Linked DNA regions of Mus musculus: region 1 is linked to region 2. Evidence: chromatin loops called from intact Hi-C (ENCODE). Cell type or tissue: left cerebral cortex. All regions are shown on one strand. Links, peaks and the distances in the headings refer to the core of each region. The heading gives the core; the rest is flanking DNA. Region 1 overlaps Trim2 (tripartite motif-containing 2). Region 2 has its middle 45 kb from the start of Trim2.

The links. Hi-C counts contacts between places; a loop is a spot of excess contacts. Peaks named below come from ENCODE experiments on the same cell type or tissue, not always from the same donor. Only the 100,000 strongest peaks of a DNase experiment are listed, where the experiment ranks them.
Region 1: a loop joins it to region 2, with 3 times the contacts of the local background. A loop is called at or near these places in 1 of 42 quality-filtered maps.

What each region holds. Positions count from the first base shown.
Region 1 is chr3:84,187,114-84,196,587 of GRCm38, reverse strand. Trim2 (tripartite motif-containing 2) reads left to right here. Exons shown (of 12, transcript NM_001271727.1): 4 at 3,216-3,367; 5 at 4,327-4,507; 6 at 5,352-6,075. Among named protein-coding and RNA genes, the nearest start is that of Mnd1, 36 kb to the right of the region's middle. In left cerebral cortex, for the core only: no CTCF peak of the experiment used is centred there; DNase peaks (open chromatin) are centred at 5,191 and 5,433.
Region 2 is chr3:84,300,039-84,309,512 of GRCm38, reverse strand. It overlaps a transcript of Trim2 not described here. Among named protein-coding and RNA genes, the nearest start is that of Trim2, 45 kb to the right of the region's middle. In left cerebral cortex, for the core only: CTCF peaks have their summits at 5,057 (motif pointing right) and 7,017; DNase peaks (open chromatin) are centred at 3,974, 4,781, 5,040 and 7,049; H3K4me3 peaks cover 2,086 bases; H3K27ac peaks cover 1,977 bases.

The DNA.
Region 1 (9,474 bases), core at 560-8,559, 110 kb after region 2:
AGTAAATCCATTTTCCTGCCACCAACTGTTGAAAACATAAATTAAGAAGAGGGGCTGGAGAGACAGATGGCTCAATGGTTGGAGCACTGGTTGCTTTTGCCAAGGATCCGGGTTCAGGCATGCAAATGACAGCTTTGAATCATCTGCAAATCTAGTTCCAGAGGATGTGGCATCCTCTTCTGCAAGGCCCTGGCAAAATGCTCACACACATAAAGCGAAATGAACAGGTTAAGAGGGCTGGCAACCCAAGAGTGATGGGCTCTGCTCTTGATGAGATTTCAGATTGTCAGTGTCCATGTCTTACTTCAGGCTTTTCTCTTCATAAAACTTTCTCCCCACATCAGCTCACGCCTCAGACTGCCAAGGGCAATCGAACTCAGGCCAGCAAGTACCAGTAAGATGGCACCGTGTTTGAGATCTCTGACGACAGCACAGACTCAAACTTCTAACTAAGCGTTGCCTTGCCTAACCCATTCTACACGGAGGCAGCCTCGGTTGACAGTGGAAATGTGCCAGTGGGTTGGCTGAGCACTGTTAGTGTGTCACACTCTCCAGCCCAGATACTCGCATTAGTCCCCACACCCTGCAGAACCTGAGGGAGGAAGCCTTCACATTCCATTCCTGACTCCTCCACACGGTGATTTCCTGCACTGGTGGGATTTCCTGAGTATTTATTATGAAGGTGAAATATTTGTTATGTATGATCCATAAATGAAAAGTTCTGGTACCATGAACCACCTGCTGAAGGCAAGAAGTGAAAAGAGCCTCAGCCCTCACAGGGTAGTGCCCCAAGGACCACTGGGAGGATCTTCAGCCCTTCCAAAATCGTTCTCCATGGATTCTGGGGAAGACATTTTTTTAAAAAAAAAGTTTACAGAATTTATTGGAATTTTTTAAAAATAATTCCTTTCACCAGCTCTTTGAAAGGCAAGAGTCCTTTTAAATTACTGATTTTTTTAAATAAATAAAACATTTGTGATACACGGCTCATATATTGTCACCTAATATTTGCATTTCCAAAAGTAATTTCTAGAAACTTTACGGTAGAAAATTTAGCAGAACATTGCATTAGTTTTAGGTCCTCCTGTTTCCTGACTGGTGGAAGCAAAGAATATGTTAAAGAACTATAAACAATCTGAAGTGCAGCTCCAACCAGAGAAAGGAAGATCGACTGAGAGGACCCCTTAGCTCACACCTTATCTAGTAGTTTCTGCGTGGTGAACTGGACTGAATCACATGTATTTTAAATAAAAAGCAAACATTCAGTCTTCCCTTGGAAGGTTCAAATTTCCTTTTGAGTTTGCTATTAACATACAATTTAGTAGAGCTCGAGGAGATATTTTGAACAGGAGATGGACGGAGAAAACTTTGGGCTACAATGATACTCAGTGGTTCAACATCTGCCTACCATACACAAAGCCCTGGGTTCGAGCCCCATCCCTGCTCCTAAAAAAGGGGGGTGGGAGAGAAAGAAAGGAAATTTCCAATTTATGGTCCAAGCCTAACAGATCTTCCTATGTGACAAAGCTTTTAAAAATGAATTGATCCCGATCTCCAAAAAACAAGGGTGGCATTTCCAATTTATGGCCCAGGTGTAGTCGGTCCTCAAAGGTCATTTTATATGACAAAAAATTAAAATGAAATACACATTCCTGTAATTTACTATGGTTCTGCATCAAAGTACAATGGTGCATGAAGTCTGAGATTATTGTGGAAATGTTTTGAAGGACTTTTATCTGAACCTGGGTCACTCAGAAAGATTGTTTCCAAAATACAACCAGCTCCAGAAAATACTATCGCAAACAGTGAGAGGAATAAGGAAGGAGTCCTTTGGGTTGTCATGACACGAAACTCTAGAACCATAAGTAAGGACATCCTGTGATTCCACAACCCCAGACCCCGAAGTGTTGAGTACTTGTCAGGACCTTGTTGGTTTCAGTGGCACTGTGAAAAACCCATCATTGGTCAAGCTGGGTCAGGATGCACGCCCTTTTTGGTATGTGCATGACTGAAAACGCCACATAAAGCTCTCCCTCAAAAGTCTTATGAGAATTCAAAACAGGCTTTGTGTTACATTGTTACTAAGTGTCCATCCTTAGTAGGATAAGTGGCTTAATTTCACATTAAGGACAACCAGATGATGTCATTGTCATCACCACAGCAGCTACTAACTGGGAACTATTCTGAGCTGGTACCGAGCATCCTCAAGTTCTTGTGTGTATTAATTCAGTCTGCACAGCAGCCCAGTGGAGCCTGTTACTGTCATGGATACTACCATCCTTCTCTGCTTGACAGAGGTGGAAGTTGAGACTCAGTAGAGTTAGGTCATTTGCCTATGGCCATTCAGGTAAATGTGAGATGGAGCCAGGATGAGAACAGCGGAGTGCATCTTTGTTCAAGCAGTGGCAGTTTTAAATGAAGTTCAGGAGAGCCCCACCCCCACCCCCACCCCCTTGTCCACAGACCTGGGGCGGGGGTGGGGTGGAGATCCACAAGGTGAATACTGCAGTCTTAGCACAACAATAGAAAGGCAGCGTTTGTTTCCACTCTCCCAAGTGTATGCAGTGGAGCATTCCAGGGTCTGTCTGATACATTCTATCATGACAGGATGAATGCAGAAGCAGCGAGGAGAATCCAGCTGCCTTCTGTCCAGTGGAACACTGCAGAGATGCATTGAGATGGAGAGCAATGCCAAGTTCCAACATTTTCATCTTAAGTAACAAATCACATTACTCACCACTCGTATTTAAGTGGCTTCACAATTACTTTTTCATTACATTACATTAATAATGTTTTGTTTCATTTTTAATATGACAAATATCTATAGAAAGCATCCACATATGCAAAAGTACTTTTTTTTGAGACAGGGTCTCACTGTGTAGCTGTGACTGCCTTGAAACTTGCTATGTAGACCGGGTCGGCCAGGCACTTACTAAACTCCATCTTCCTTTGCCTCCTGGGACTAACGACTTCCCCCACCATGCCTGGCTCAGAGAGCCCTTTTGAAGTTCTCAGCACTTTTTAAAAGAGCTTAGAGAGGTTCAGAGACCAAAGTGCTTGAGAGCCATAGCAGTGGCTTTTGGTGTCGCATGCACCTGTTTGAGGCCTGCCATATCAACATTTGGGCACTGTAACCACAGCAGCTTTAGTGACCGGGTGTGATGGGAGAATGCATATGTGCTTCCTGCAGGGTAAGCTCTCTGTGTTACCCACAGGTGATGGAATTTTACTGCCAGTCCTGTGAGACCGCCATGTGTCGGGAGTGCACGGAGGGGGAGCACGCGGAGCACCCCACAGTCCCGCTGAAGGATGTGGTGGAGCAGCACAAGGCCTCGCTCCAGGTCCAGCTGGACGCAGTCAACAAAAGGTACCGTGCCCCTCCAGACTCCCCATCCCATGGGAGGCCTGGCCTGACATCCAGCGTCTCTGAGATGGTAGCTACGGTCATGCTAGCCTGTATGCATAACTAAATCCTATGTTCTTCTTGATCATGTGATCCCAGAAATTCCTGCCTGAAATCAGAGCTGCTGACATACTTCTCTGCCTGTGGTGGTAGCTGGGACAGCTACTCTCAGCCTGAGCCCTGCACAATGGTGCTGAGCAGCGGTTGCTCAAATTTCCTCCTCTGTTTGTCTTGAGGGTTGGTTTTTGTTTTTTCCCCTTTTGGTATGGACACAAATGAATATAGTAGTCATGTCCTATATGAGAGAAACTAAAAAGGAGGTTAACAACCTGCTGTAAAACAAAATAGCCAATAGTCCTACTGTCAACAGTCCTAGGGAGAAAAGCATAGTTGTTCAATGTTACCTGAAGGAACTTGAAAACTTACAAGAGTTCTCCAGGTACTCTGAATTCTTCAAAGTTTATGTTGTTGGAAGAAAAAAAAAAAGATATAGCTAGACACTTAGAATATAGCGGTTCTCTACCATGGGCAATTCTGTACACACACACACACATTTGGTGATACCTAAACCCATTTTAGGTGTCTTAGCAACAGTGTAGGAATATGCTATAGATGTGGAGTAGAGGAGGGAACTCTGTTAAGCATCCTATATGCACAGGGCATCCTCTGCTACAAGGACTATCTGGCCATAACCGTTCCGCCAAGACCTTTGCACCATCAATAGTTAACCCAGATGGTTGAAGGGAGATTTAAATAGAGGTGACCCTGAAGGACTCACTTGTTCCTTCATGTTTCCTTTTAAAGGTGATGCAAGCAGCATAGTAAAAAGCGCTTGCATTTAGAGACTGAAGGTATAGGCAGGCTTTGGAGTATTCCTAGGTAGAAGTTAAATAATGACCACTAACAACTCTCCTGTCTCTCAGACTCCCAGAAATAGATTCTGCTCTTCAGTTCATCTCAGAAATCATCCATCAGTTAACCAACCAAAAGGCCAGCATTGTGGATGACATCCACTCCACCTTTGATGAGCTGCAGAAGACTTTAAATGTTCGCAAGAGCGTGCTGCTCATGGAGTTGGAGGTCAACTATGGTCTCAAACACAAAGTAAGGCTCTGCAGTCCTGCAGGCTTCTTGGGGGGGGGGGGAGTGGGGGTGACTGCACTCCCAGCGCCTGCTTACTGCGTTCTAACAGTGGCGGTAGCAGGAATGGACCTACACCACTGTACTTCCTGGGGACCAACAGTGCCCTTTACATTTAGTAGATATTCAACCAAACTCGGATTCCGTGAACTTTCTGTCGCAACTTATAGTTCTCCCTAAGGAGAGGTTGCATATAGAAATGCTTTCAGGGCTTAAGGTCGCCTGGAATGTTTTCCTTCCTTAATTATAGGGTGGAGGAGCCTCTTCACTGCTCTCTCTCTCACCCACACCAACCTGTTCCTCAACTTCAAAGCGAACCTGACTGCCGCCTTTGTTTGGCTCTGCAAGTCTGTTCACCAAGCCAGGGTGGAGAGCTTCGGGTATTCAGGTGTAGAGACTTCTCAAATGGTTGGGTTTTGTTCCCTGAGGTCGTGACTGGCAGCTCTAAACGCTAGGGAAAGGCCACTGGGTAATGACTAATTCGCATCAAGCAGACAATTTGTTTGCTGTTGGTAGCGTCCTTTCTTCTCTTAGCCCCAGGTAAACAGATGACCTAAGAAATGCACGTGTGGGTGAGAGGCAGGGTGAGGCGGAAGGGAAATCTCCAGATGATACTGGAAATGCAACTTAGCGTTCTGCATGGGTTCACTGGGTTAAATGGAATGCAGATGGTTCCGAGCCACCTGAGTGGGCGGGCGTAGAGGTTGGTTCTTTTGGGAGGAGGGCTCTGCCCCAGCTCCTAGCCAAGTGTCCTGCAGGCTGCACGGTGTCCTGTAGGAAGCGCTCGTTGCCTCTGTGTCCCCGGCAGGTGCTGCAGTCGCAGCTGGATACCCTGCTCCAAGGCCAGGAAAGCATTAAGAGCTGCAGCAACTTCACGGCTCAGGCCCTCAACCATGGCACGGAGACGGAGGTGCTGCTGGTGAAGAAGCAGATGAGCGAGAAGCTGAACGAACTGGCGGACCAGGACTTCCCACTGCACCCGCGCGAGAACGACCAGCTGGATTTTATCGTGGAAACGGAGGGACTGAAGAAGTCTATCCACAACCTGGGGACCATCCTCACCACTAACGCGGTCGCCTCTGAGACGGTGGCCACGGGGGAGGGGCTGCGGCAGACCATCATCGGGCAGCCCATGTCCGTTACTATAACCACCAAGGACAAAGACGGAGAGCTGTGCAAGACAGGCAACGCATACCTCACCGCTGAGCTCAGCACCCCGGACGGCAGCGTGGCCGACGGAGAGATCCTGGACAACAAGAACGGCACCTACGAGTTCTTGTATACTGTGCAGAAGGAGGGGGACTTCACCCTGTCCCTCAGGCTCTACGACCAGCATATCCGAGGCAGCCCGTTTAAGCTCAAGGTCATCCGCTCTGCCGACGTGTCCCCCACCACCGAGGGCGTGAAGCGACGAGTCAAGTCCCCGGGGAGCGGGCACGTCAAGCAGAAGGCTGTGAAGAGACCTGCCAGCATGTACAGCACCGGCAAGCGAAAAGAGAACCCCATCGAGGACGACCTGATCTTCCGAGTCGGTAAGGAGTGGGCGCTGTCCCCTGACTCGGTGGCTAAGGGGCTACCTGGCAAGCGCTCCTGCCAATCGGAATCCTGCATTTACGAGCAGGTGGGGAGCTTCTGGTTATTTTGTTGGGCTAGTTTCTGTAGGCTCTTCCCAAATGTTTCTTCTTCCGTTTCCTCCTTTCTTTCCTCCTCCCCTCCCCCCTTTTCCTGATAAATGCAGCCAGTGAGAAGCTGAAACAAGAAGGGGGGGGGGCAGGGGCGGGAGAAAAACCAACAGTACAACGACAATTTTTTAAAAAAGATTCTCACTTTGGTGGGTGTGTCTTTGGAGGACTCCTGTCTAACCCAAATGCAAAGAGCCTTGCGTCTGGCAAATTCTTGTATTTCTGTGAAATCTGTGGGGCTTGGGCGGTGGCAGTCCCACAAACGGAATTCAGATACCTCTCTGCCTCCACTCCTGCAAGGAGTGGGAGATCTGTGGGGGTCAGTCCACAGGGCAAGCTGTGTGGTCAGCCAGCTGTGCAGAGCTGGAAAACAGTGCCTAAGACCTCTGGGTGGAGAAGGAAATGGGTTTGGGCGGGGCTGGGGATGAAGCCCAGAGGTGTAGCCTGGGCTCAGAGACCGGAATGTGGTTGCCCCTCCCTCTGATTTATTACCTGGCGCTTTTTACCTATGTTTGTTTTCACTGCTTGGCTTCCCAAGAGGAAGCGACCTAAAAGTAAACCAAAAAAAAAAAAAAAAAAAAAAAAAAAAAAAAAAAAAAAAAGGGCATTCAGACATTCTTAAGGAAAAGCAAAGCTTGCATTTTGTTTCAGAAAGGACCTGCAGCCTGCCTCGTTCTCCTCGTTCTGTCTTTACCCGCAGCCTGCCTCCCCTACTCCCTCCTGTGTCTACATCACTGGGCCTGAGAGTGCTACTGCACAGTTTGTTAACTGACACACCTAGAAAGGAAATAGACTTTTCTACCACAGAACTTCAGAAACTAGGAATCTGCAGAACTGCATGTGCGCTCGGGGAGGGAAGGAGTAGGAGACCATGCTGGCCATCTTTTCTCACCATCTATTCTCCTCAGACTGCCTGGGGCAACTCCGGCTCCTTGGCTCCTTGGAACATTGTGAGCCGAGTTGCCCTGTTAGTTCTCAAGGCTGAATCCCGGTAAAGACTGTGGAATGACACGTTAACTTGTCCATTCGGAGCATGACTTTCTTGGTCACCTGTGTAGAATGATTCCAGGGGACAAGCTAGGACAGACGCAGGACTGGATCCTGCTGGTCACCTGTGTAGAATGGTTCCAGGGGACAAGTTCAGACAGACGCAGGACGGATCCTGCTGCTCCAGGTCTTCCATTTGAGCCTTGGGCCTAGCGTTCTGCTTCCTTCAGCCTCAGCTTCCATGTCCATAAAATGCAAAGTTGTCCTTTAGATTCTTCCATGTTGTCACAATGATAGGGTCCCGAGAATCAATTTCATTTTGGGGGGAATCCTAGTAGTAGTCATGAACTATATGTTAGTACCATTTTTAATTATGTGAGGAGCCTTCCTACTGTTTACATAATGGCTACAAGTGTACCTTCACCTCAGCAATGATGAGGCTCCCTTTATTCACATCCCTGTCAACATTTATCTTGTCTTTTTGATGGTTGGTTGGTTTGAATTGGCATTCTCCTGGTTGTTAGTAATGTTGACCTCTTTTATTATTATTGGCCACCTGTATGTCTTTTAAGAAATGTCTATTTAGATCATTTGCCCATGTTTAAATCACATTTAAATTTATTATTATTATTACTATTATTGGGGTACAAGTGCCTCAGCATGTATGTGGGGGTCGGAGGACAACTTCAGGGTTGGCTCTCTCCTTCCTCTCTAAGAGCTCTGACCACCAAACAGACCACTAAATCAGTCTTTACCTGCTGTGCACCTCATTGGCCCCAGGTTGTCTTCTCACCATTGATTGGTTGGAGCCTGAGCCCAGCCGCACTGCTGTACCAATATAATTCCAGCATTTGAGATCTGAGGCAGAAGGAGCTCAGGCTCAAGGTTACAAAAGCAATGATTCTTCTTAATTTCTTTTTATGAGTACCACAACTTGGCAACAAAAGCAAAAACATTAAGCTAAGAAATTTCTGTTTAATAAACAAAACTATCACACGAGTGAAGAGACTAATAAAAAAACAACAAAAAAAAGTTTATGAAATTATTTTAGCTCCTTATGCATCTTGGATATCAATGCTTTAGTAGCTGCATGGCTGGCGTGGATTTTCTTCCCTTCTGTTTGGCTTTGTCAAGGGTGCTGTTAGGCTCAGACCTAAAAGCCATTGCTCACACCAGTGTAATGAGTTCCTCTCCCGTGCTTCCTCCTGCAGGGTTTGCAGCTTCAGGTCCTAGGCTTCCAGGCTTTAATCCAGTGTGGATTGCCCTTTGTCTTTGATATGAGGTCAGCCTCTAGTAATCTTCATGTCAACATCTGGATTTCCCAACACCATTTATTGTAGAGACTCTCCTGTCCCCATTGTCTCCCTCCTCTTTGTCACAGATCAATTAACCATAAACGTGTGGCTTTATTTCTGGGTATTCTTATTCTCTTTGTGGTCTGTTGAGTTTTTGTCTGTTTCTGAGACAATCTCACTATGCACACTTTGTAGCCCAGACTCCCCTTAAATTCTATATTCCCTGCCTTGGACTGCCAAATGCTGGAATTACAGGTGCCATCATGATCTCCGGGTCTTGTATTCCACTAATGTGTGTCCTTTTTATGCTGTTTTTGTCAGGAATAGCTTTGAAGCAGATGTTGAAATCAGAGAATATAATGTCTCTAGCTTTGCTCTTTTCCCTCAGAATTGCTTTAGCTTTTTTGGAGGTTTCTGTGGTTAGACATGAATTTTAGCATTGCTTTTTCTACTTCTTTGAAAAAAAATGTCATTGGGATTTTGGTGAGCATTGCATTGAATTTGTAGATTACTTTAAGTAGTATGGACATCTTTCTACTATGTACTCTTCCAATCCGTGAACACAGACTATTTTCCACTTATTAATGGCTCCTTAAGTTCATTTCATAAATGTTTCATGGTGTTCATTATTCAGATCTTTTAAACTATTGGCTTAAAATATCCCTAAGACTTTTGTTGTTGTTGTCTTAATTCTTTAACTTCATGTCCTAATCCAGACTCTAGTAAAAGTCAGCATTCATGATACAATAACGAAGCTCAAAAAATGTTTTTTGAGCACCTGACCCCAACAGGCATGTGCTAGATAATGGATATATTATAGAGATGACAGAGGTATGATCTCCTTCCTAGAAGAGCTTATAGGCTTGTATGGCAGATAGATGAGCAACTTGGTCAACTACTGAGGGAGAGTGATGAAAAGCCACAATAATAAGGACGTTAAGCCAGAACTTAATAGGACTTCCTCAAG
Region 2 (9,474 bases), core at 975-8,974:
GTGTTTGAACAAGCCTATTGGGGCCCAGGGAGTGGAATGTGATGGTTTGTATATTCTTGGACCAGGGAGTGGCATCATTTGGAGGTGTGGCCTTGTTGGAGTAGGTGTGTCACTGTGGGTGTGGGCTTAAGCCCCTCACCCTTGTTGCCTGGAAACAGTCTTCCATTAGCAGCCTTCAGATGAAGATGTAGAACTCTCAGCTCTGCCTGCACCATGCCTGCTGAGATGATACCGTGATCCCACCTTGATGATAATGGACTGAACTTCTGAACCTGTAAGCCAGCCCCAATTAAATGCTGTTTTTTATAAGTCTTGCCTTGGTTATGGTGTCTGTTCACAGCAGTAAAACCCTAAGACAGCACCTTCCATAGGACAGGAGAAACCCCGCTAGGAACCAATCTGTTCAGACAGACAAATTCATATGGACATGAAGAGGAAAAGGGCATTATAGAGAATATCACATAAAAAGGAAGGTTGACCCTTCCCTATCTGTACTCATGAATGATGCAGGATTTGTATCAAAACCACACCTGATCAAAAGGGCAAGGAAATGTGGCACTTCCCAGGCTGAGGACTTACCCTCGAGCCACTGGAAGGTAGGGCTCCAATGTAAATGTCCCCACAGGCTCATTACCTCGGACAGTTGACCCTTGGCTAATGATAGTGCATCTCAGGACTTAGTGGGAGCTTTAGGAAATGAAGCTAGCTGCAGACATGGGACCTGGGGGTGAGACTAAGGGCTAACCCTGGTTTCCGGTCATCATCTCTCTTCCCGGAAGTGGTGTTATTCTTGGGTTCCACACACAGCCTCCACTTCTGCTTGCCTCCGGGACGGGATCTCCATGCAGGACAAATGCTGTGCAGATCTAGTGTCTGCATCTCCACAGACATCACTTAGGGTGAAAGCCTTGATCTCCGCTAGAACCGGCTGCTGTGAGATAAGTAGGCTTATTCTACCCCGCGCACCCACCCCACAAGACCCAGCATACATCTTTCTCCTGGCATGAGTGCCAGTGTCTAAAGGACACAGTGGGAGTGACAGTTGGTTTATAACTGTGGAGACCTCCTCTAGGGAATTGGAAGAAGTTTAGTGTCACCCAAGTCATATTACCTCTGGAAACTTCAGGTCTCATTGCTAGGGGGGCGGGGTATAGACATGGGATCAGAAATAGCAATGCATACTATGTCACACGTTCAAGTGGTCCACAAATGGGCTGGGAATATAGCTCTGTGATAAAGCATTTGCCTACGGTGCATGTGGATTTGAGCCCCAGCCTTGCGAAACTGTTGTTTTTAAGTAGCAAATATATGGCTTGTGGCTACATATGTATGTGATGTACGTGATAGGCAGAGAAATAAGTGCCTGCCCATCTTGTGCTTTCCTTTTTCTGTTTTGCTGAGAGGGCATAATAGACAGGAAGGGTCTGCGCACTTAGTCCTGACCTGGAAGGGAAGTAGGTGTGGTGTGCGTAAATAAATCACTGAAGGCCAAGTTCAAATAAATGGTGAGCCTACTTAATTTTGGGGGGAGAGAAATGTCCAATACCCTTTGACCTCATCCCTCTCCGAGAGTCCACAGCCTGCCCTTCTGCATTCAGCCTGATCCCAAAGGGCTTTGGCCCTGATACTCAGATGCTCCTAAAATGGCTAATTGATCATTGTGCTTTAAAAGGACTACCTGGAAATAAAACAGCACCCTGAGTCCGCAGGGCCAGAGAAGACTGGAAACGGAAGGAGATGAGCCAGCAAAGCAGCTCATAGACACAGCTCCCAGATCCTCTGTGTTCTCTCGCATGGTGGTCCCCCGAGTCCAGGCTGGGCAACAAGCCCAGATAATAATAGCAGCTCCTGTAGTGGAGCACAAATGGGTCCTAACTGTCCAACTTTCAATTCTCACTTAGAAAGATTCTCATAATGGAATTGAAGGTGGTCACAGCTGAACTGGAGAGGAGATGTGTGGTCAGGTTGTTTTAGGGTTCAGGATTGCTTTGGGGCCGGGCTTGTTTATTTAACAAATATTTATCGGGGTGAATATGTGCCCAGCCCTGGGATACCGCAGTAACCCCAGGCATGCATGGTGTATCCCTGTGGATGTGGCTTGAGGTCTTTAGAACAGCGGGCCATGCCACACCCTTAAACATGCAGGCGGGGCCGGGAGGTACAGCACAGTGGGGACATGCGTCTAGCATGCGCTGGACCCTAGCTTCCATCCAATAGCATAGAGATTTAGGGAGATTAGAGAGTGGGTGAGTATGAGGGGTGGAGACAGAGGGAGGGAGGGACACAGGGAGGGGAGGGACTCACACTTAGACAAATGTAGACACTGTTGGGAAAGTCTTAGTTGGAGCTACAACTGAAACTCACTGGTAGAATGCCTGGACACCATGTCTGGATTCTATGTTGAGTTTGGAATGTGGAGGACAGGGAGGAATCAAGACAGGCAGATTCATTTTGTGGATTGTGTGTGTAGAGAAATTCCTGCTACATGAACATAACAACTTAAATTGATGGATAAAATATAGAGAAGAAAATTCCTCTCTGTCCGTTTTGTTAAGGTATGCTACGGGCTGAAGATCCCTACTGTCTGAATACTTTTCTATTGCTGTGTTAAGACATGATGACCAAAGCAACTTGTAGAAGAAAGAATTTATTGGGGACTTACAGTTTCAGAGGGTTGGAGTCCATGCAGGAAGCATAAAAGCAGGGGAGAAGGCATGGCTCTAGAGCTGTAGCGGAGAGCGTTTGTCTTATCTTCAAACACCAAGCAGAGAGAACTAACTGGGAGTGACATGGGCATTTGAAACCTCAAAGCCCATCCCTACTGGGACACACCTTCTCCAATAAGGCCACAAGCCTAATCCTTCCCAAGCAATTCCACCAACTGGGGACCAAGTGTTCAAATATATGAGCTTATGGGGGTCATTCTCATTTAAACCATCATATTTGCCAAAACACTTAAAATTCGTGGTAAGAGACAGGACCTTTAAGGGGTGATGTGGTCATGTCACAGACCCTCAGTTTATGGGTTGTTGGGTCTGTTCTTTAGAGACCCCTAACTAACACAATGGCTATTTGCTGTCAGTACTTTGAAAATATCCCACTGGGTTCTGCTTCACTGTTGCAGAGACTGGACACTTACAAAAGAGTCAGCTGTCACCTAAATTTCACACTTGTATAGATGTCTAATGTGTAGACTGGGAAGGTTTTGTTTCCCATCAGTCCTTTAATCCATTCTCTTACTTGAAGGGCAACATTGCAAACGCTCCCACTTCCCGACAGGCCACCCTAGCCTTCAGTCTCCGTAGCCCTTGCCCAGAACCTTGGTTTTCAGCTGAGCCCTCTCCATGATGTCCTAGTTCCTTAACAGAAGCACCTATCTGTGGCTTGATGGGTTTAAGCCCCTAACTCAGCTCTCAAGACGACACGTGCACATTTGGGTTTTTAATAAGTACAGTTTGCTTTTCCCGGCCCTACCTTTCTCAAACAGTGAGTGAAATTGTGTTAGCCACGTGCTCGTCACAACCAGAGTCTCGGAGGTCTGCATATGACGTCACCCATGGTTAACTATTATCCCCAGTAGGCCTTCACTGTTTTCAACATACTGAAGGGCTTTTTCTTATTCCTACCTGGAACCAGTTCCTGCTGGGAAATCCCATTTAAACATCTTAAGCAGAGTGAAAGAGGGACGCTAGAACAACTCCGGAATTTGTCTTACAGCCAAATGTAACTGGGCTTGGTGAAGAACACAATGTTTCTAGTCGGCGATACACACCGACCCCATCTTGAGGCTCAGCTTGCATACCCTAATACAGCTGTTTTCGCATCCCAACCCTACCAACCAGTCCCTCCTATAGCCCTGAATCCGCATTTAATGTAGCATCCATTTGCATTCTTCCTGGCACGCCCAAGAGCTGGGTCACAGTTGTCAGGGCAACAGCGTGTCTGCAGAGAGCACCAGCTCTCCAGGGTTTCCAAGGCAACCACTCTGCAGCGTGGAAGCAGGTGCATGCCCAGAAAAGCGCCCTTAGGGCGGGGCTAGCTAGGGTGAGGACCCTTGGGGAACTGAGAGGCGTGGCCGCTGGGCTGAGGAGTGCTCAGGCAGGCCTTGTACTTGCGGATCGTAACTTTCGGTGGAATATTCCGCTTTCGTGGTGCACTTTGAAAACCGAGGATTCCTCCCAGCGTGGTGTGTGTATCCAGCTTGTCTCCAGGAGCCACTTGCGATTGGGAAATGGTCCCAGTGGATGAACCGCAGCGGAGCGTCCTCATACAGTAAGGTCCTGTGGAACAGAGTCCTAGGAACAGACCAGGGAGTTGACGTGCGCCACTAAAACCTGAGGCACAGTAGCATAGGTTTGTTGCGCATCGCGCGGTGCTCAGGACATCCCACCAAGGCCCAGGAGTCAAGTCGGAACTGGGCTGGAGGAGGACGCATAAGGTCCTTTCTATTTGAGATGCAGGTTAGCTCTTCTGCACAGTACTTGTCGTTGGTTTGGTTCATTAGTCTTGTTTTCCGAAAGAAATGCTGCCGGGAACCCATCAGATATATGTTCCAAGTGAATAGGAAAGAAGCGAGGTTTTTTGACGATTCTTTGGCATTTGAACCATGGTGTCATGTGTCCCCCGTGCAATCTTTACTGTGGCCAAGGCTGGGAGACTGTAGCACAAGGCGCCGACTGGGTCTCCCGCCTGTCATCTGCGGCGCCCCCGTGAGGGGAGGGGCGGGCTGTCTGACACAGTTATTAAACCTGGCAGCTGCGTTGGCGGCACCGAGAAGCATTTTGGGGGAGCTCGAGTAAAATACGGGGCTGCCTGCTGGCCATCTGCTTGATCTTTCTCGCTGCCTGCAAAACAGCCACTTAGATCTTCCTCGTGGTTCTGGTTGGTGACCAGAGTTCGGGCACTTTGGCAAACACTTGAAACGTGAGTATCTGCCACCTCGCCCAGGGCAGGCGACAGGCTTGGAATGTTTCCGGCTTCTCTACTGGAAGCTTTAGAGAGCGATGGGTGAGGGATCAGGCTGCGGGAGTGAGGTAAGGGGACCCAAGTCACCAAGCCTAGCCTGGAGGTGGCGCGAGCAAGCTTCAGCCCTGGCAGCTGCGGGAGGGACTTAAGCGCATCGCAGGAGGACTGCTCCTGTGTTCGAACCCAACACAAAAGAACCCTGGGCCTAGGAAGCCGAGGTGCACAGTCCTGTCCAGCCACTTGGGAAAGGCGATGAGCCTTTAGGGTTGTCTCACAGCAATGAGAAATAGCTTATGCCCTCCTGTCCGTGGGGATCTTTGTGCACTGCATAGGGATTGTCGCGGTCCTCCCTGAAGCCACCTCGCTGGGCAACAGGCTCACTGCCCCTGGGTCTGGATCCCAGGGGGATTTCAGAGTTCTGAGACTTCAAGCCTCTCTGCCAGGCTTCACGCTGATTTCTTCCTTTCCTGCACACGGTGCTTGTTCTTCCAGGGCAAGCATATATTTGGAGACTAGAGACAAAAGAAAAGACCCCAATTCCCTCCTTCTCCTCAAATTACGAATCTTGTGAAAAGGTGCCGTGGGTTTTGTTTGATGTTGCCATTGCTTGCTAGTGGAAACCTTATTGTACAATTTAGTATTTTATTTAATTTTGGAGATTTTGAACTTTACACATCTGGCAAAAAAATGCAAGTCTTCTCTGAGGTCTAGGTATCTCTTGAGGAATTTGGCTTTCCCTAAAGGGTTCCAAGAAATGCTCAACACAGACCAGTGCCCCTCCCCCCCAAATGCCTTGTTCAGATACTGGGGTGTCCCCATTGGCCCAGAAGCCTGTGGTTTTGTCTGTCCCAGTCTCCTGAGGTCTCTGTGCAAGGCTTGCTTTTGTTCGCCTGTGATTTCTCGTGTCCAGTATGCAGCGTCCCGGGGTGTGGGACATAGAAGACATGGCCTTCTCTAAAAGGTTCTACAGATCAAGACTAGTGCCAGTTGGCGAAGCCAGCTATGAACAAGTGCTGGAACTTTCAGGTCTGTGTCTTCTCAGGCACAGCCAGGTCACAGCAAAGTGATCTCCAGACCTGCGTAAGAGACACGCCAAGGTTTGGGCTGTTCTTCCGATTCTATTTCCTGGCTGAGTGGCTTTTGTCAGCCTGACCTTTGAGGGTTGATTTAATAAGAGCAAGCCAGACAGGAGGAGAAAGCAAGCAGAAAGGGGTGGCGGGCACTTTAACACTCAGAAAAGCCTCATCCAAACGTAGCTTAGAAACTCAACTGATTATAAATTAGTCTATAGGTAGGAAACTAAATCCATTATGGATACATATTATGGACTATATAGATCCTTTAATTTTACATATGGGATTATGGTCCTGGTCCCAAAGTGAGGCTTGGTATTTGGTGCTTGAATTTTCACTAAATCTCGATCTTCACCCCATGGTGTGGTTTCTCAGTTCTTTGTTAATTAAAATCAGATTGTGACTAAGTGAATGTGCCGTGAAAAGCAACCAATGTGGCTCTGAGGTATGAAGAATGACGTAGAAGCCAAATCAAGCCTTTCTATTAAATTTAATGGTGAGATAAAAAAAAAAAAAAGGGTGCTATTCCCAGTGTTCCCTGATCTGGAATGGAAAATGTGGGTAAAGTGTAGGGCGTTGAGAATGGGTCAGTCCAAACAGTGAAGAGCCAAGACATCAAAGCTGTTCTAGGGAAAGAGAAGTAAGTTAGTTACTGCCAAATGGGGGTAGAGCTAGGGAGATAGGTAAATCAGACCCTGATTGGCTCCAACAAAGGGACTATAAAATGGTGCCATTCACTGCCACAGAGCATCTAGAAGAAAATAAGTTGTTAACCACTTTCACCTTAGCCCCTTCCAGCCCTGGCTCCAGACCTTGGACCTTTCAGCCTCTTCTACAGAGGCCAGGTCATTTCCCAGGCTCAGATTTTAACTCATCTGGCCTGGTGAGAGCTCTCTGGGTAAGAAAATAGATGGACAGACACCTGCCCATGCCTTAGATGCCCAGGTCTGTCGCTGCAGGGGCAGGCAGGGGGCGCAAGTGCTGAGTGAAACCATGGTCTAATAGGGTTAACTGGGGAGGGCAGTAGAAGCTTACATTCAGGCTAGCCAGCTCTGCTGGAGGGAACCAGGAGTCTAGCTTTTGTTAACGTGAAACCACTAGATCTTTACAGATTGGCAACTAATTAAAATAACTAAAAGTGCATCGTGCTTGCCAAACAATATGCCCCTGCCAGGTCTGTCTTACAGTCCAGATTGGGCAGCCTCACCAGACCTTGTCTCCCCAGAACAGGACAGTGCATGGGGCACATGGGGTGGTGTTGGGTGGGCTACCACTTGTCCCAGGACCTCTATCTTCCATCCTTGAAGTTTATGCTTGCTTGCTTCGTTCCCTCCTCTTCCCCTTCCTTTCTTTATTTCTATGAAAGGAGAAATAAAGCCTGCTCTGGCAAATGCCGGCCTCTTTCTCTGTGGAGGCCCATAGTTTTCTGACCTGAGAGCTCTGGATTACTGAAATGAAGAAACAATCTCTAGTTTCCTAGAGGCTTTTCTGGCTGTGAATCAAAAGAGGTTGATCTTCACAAACTGACCACCTCTGTCTCCTCCCTGAATTCAACCCCACAGAGTTCCCTGGCAGCCTCCTGTGGAGGTGGAAATGGTCCATGGGCACTGGGAAATGAAGAGAAAGACACTGTCCGTCTCCTGGGCTGGAAAATGGGCACATGGGAAGGGGTAAGAAACAAGGGTTGTCTGGTGTATGTAAACAGTACTGTCAGCGACATAAGATCTAGTCTCAGTTCACGTGTATCTTACGTTTTCCTTCTCTAAGCCACAGAAGCAATTGAAAGTATTGTGTCTCTATTAGTCAAGAAGCATACAATGCTGCCCGCTCTTTACAGGTTGAAACATCTTTGTTGGGTGGCGAAATAATTCAAGATAGCTAGAAGACTCTTGTTTGCGTTCTCCCTCCCTTGTCCTTGGGCCGAGGCTCTTGTATTTTGACTTGGCTCTGTATTGTTTCTGTTCCGTTTGATTTGACATATATTAACCATACATATTTATGGGGTATAATGTAATGTTTTATACATATTTATCTTCTGTAACTATCAAGCTGTGCTAATTAGCATATTATAATTTCAAGCTTTAGTAATTTTTTTGTGACAGGACCATTTGAAATCCTCTCTTCTAGTCATTTTAAAATGCAATACATCTTGTTAACTGTAGTCATCCTGTGGGAGCACCAGGATTTATTTCTCCCATCTACATATTTTTTGCCAGTGACAAATCTTACCCTGTTTTCTTTCCCCTCTTCTCTCGCAGTCTTTGAGGACCAAAGTCTGCTTTCTCCTTCTGGGACGTCAGGTCTCAGGTTCTGCGTGAGTGAGGTCATGCAGAGTTTTCTTTTTGTGCTCAGCCTATTTCCTGAGGGTCTTCCAGGTCCAACCTGTTATGAATGACAGGATTTTATTCTTGTTATACCCAAAGCATATCCCATTATCCAGGTAACAATTTTCTTCATCCATTCATCTGTCAGTGCACAATTAGGTTGATTCCATTTTGTACAAAACATGGGGTACTGGTGTCTTTTTACTTGATTTTCTTTCCGTTGGCTATCTACCCAGGGTTGAACTTTTAGATCATACACGTCTTGTTTTCAGATTTTTGAGGAATGCTGTACTGTTTTCCAACATAGCTACAGTCATTTACATTCCCAGCAACCATGTGCAGAGATTCCAGTCTCTCCTCAGCCCATCAGAGTGTGGCTTCTTGGCTCTTTGTCACAGACATTTGAGCCAAGGTTAGTTGATATCTTCTTGTGGTTTTGATTTGAATTCTCTAATGATCAATGCTATTAAGCACCTTTTTATTATTCCTTGGCCATTTCTGTGTCGCAGTAGCCCAGCTTTATCTGACCAGCCATCTTGGTTATAACTACCGTTTTGTCTGCCAAGCGATTCGACCACACATTCTAAAGCCTGTAAGAAAAAGCAAAGTCATGAAAATAGTCAACTAAGTATTTTATACAATTCCTAGAAGTTTTTTTTTAACCAGTGTTATCATGCTGATAGTTTTTAAAGGAAGCCAGCTATATTCAGCCACTTTGTCTAGCTTAGTGTAATAGTCTCTTTCCTCCCACCTCAGGGTCCCAGGACCCTCTTCTCTTGCTGGTGCTATGGTTCATCTCTGTTCATAAATCCAGTGTGAATTGTATCTTGTACAATTCTGGACACTGCCCTGTCTGAATCTCGCTTTTTGGCATCATCTTTGTGCTGGCTTTTATACACTTGGTCTCCTGAAATGTGACTCCACTTCTTAGAAATGACTTATCTGTTCAAAAATATTTTGCTCTATTTTAAAATCAGATTCTCTGTTTCTTGATATTGAGGTGTTAGTTTCATTATATATTCTGGACGTTAACTCAGTTCAGATGAAGAATCTGTATATTCTCTTCTCTTCTGCAGTTGGGGTCACCACACCATGAATGTCTACAATGATGC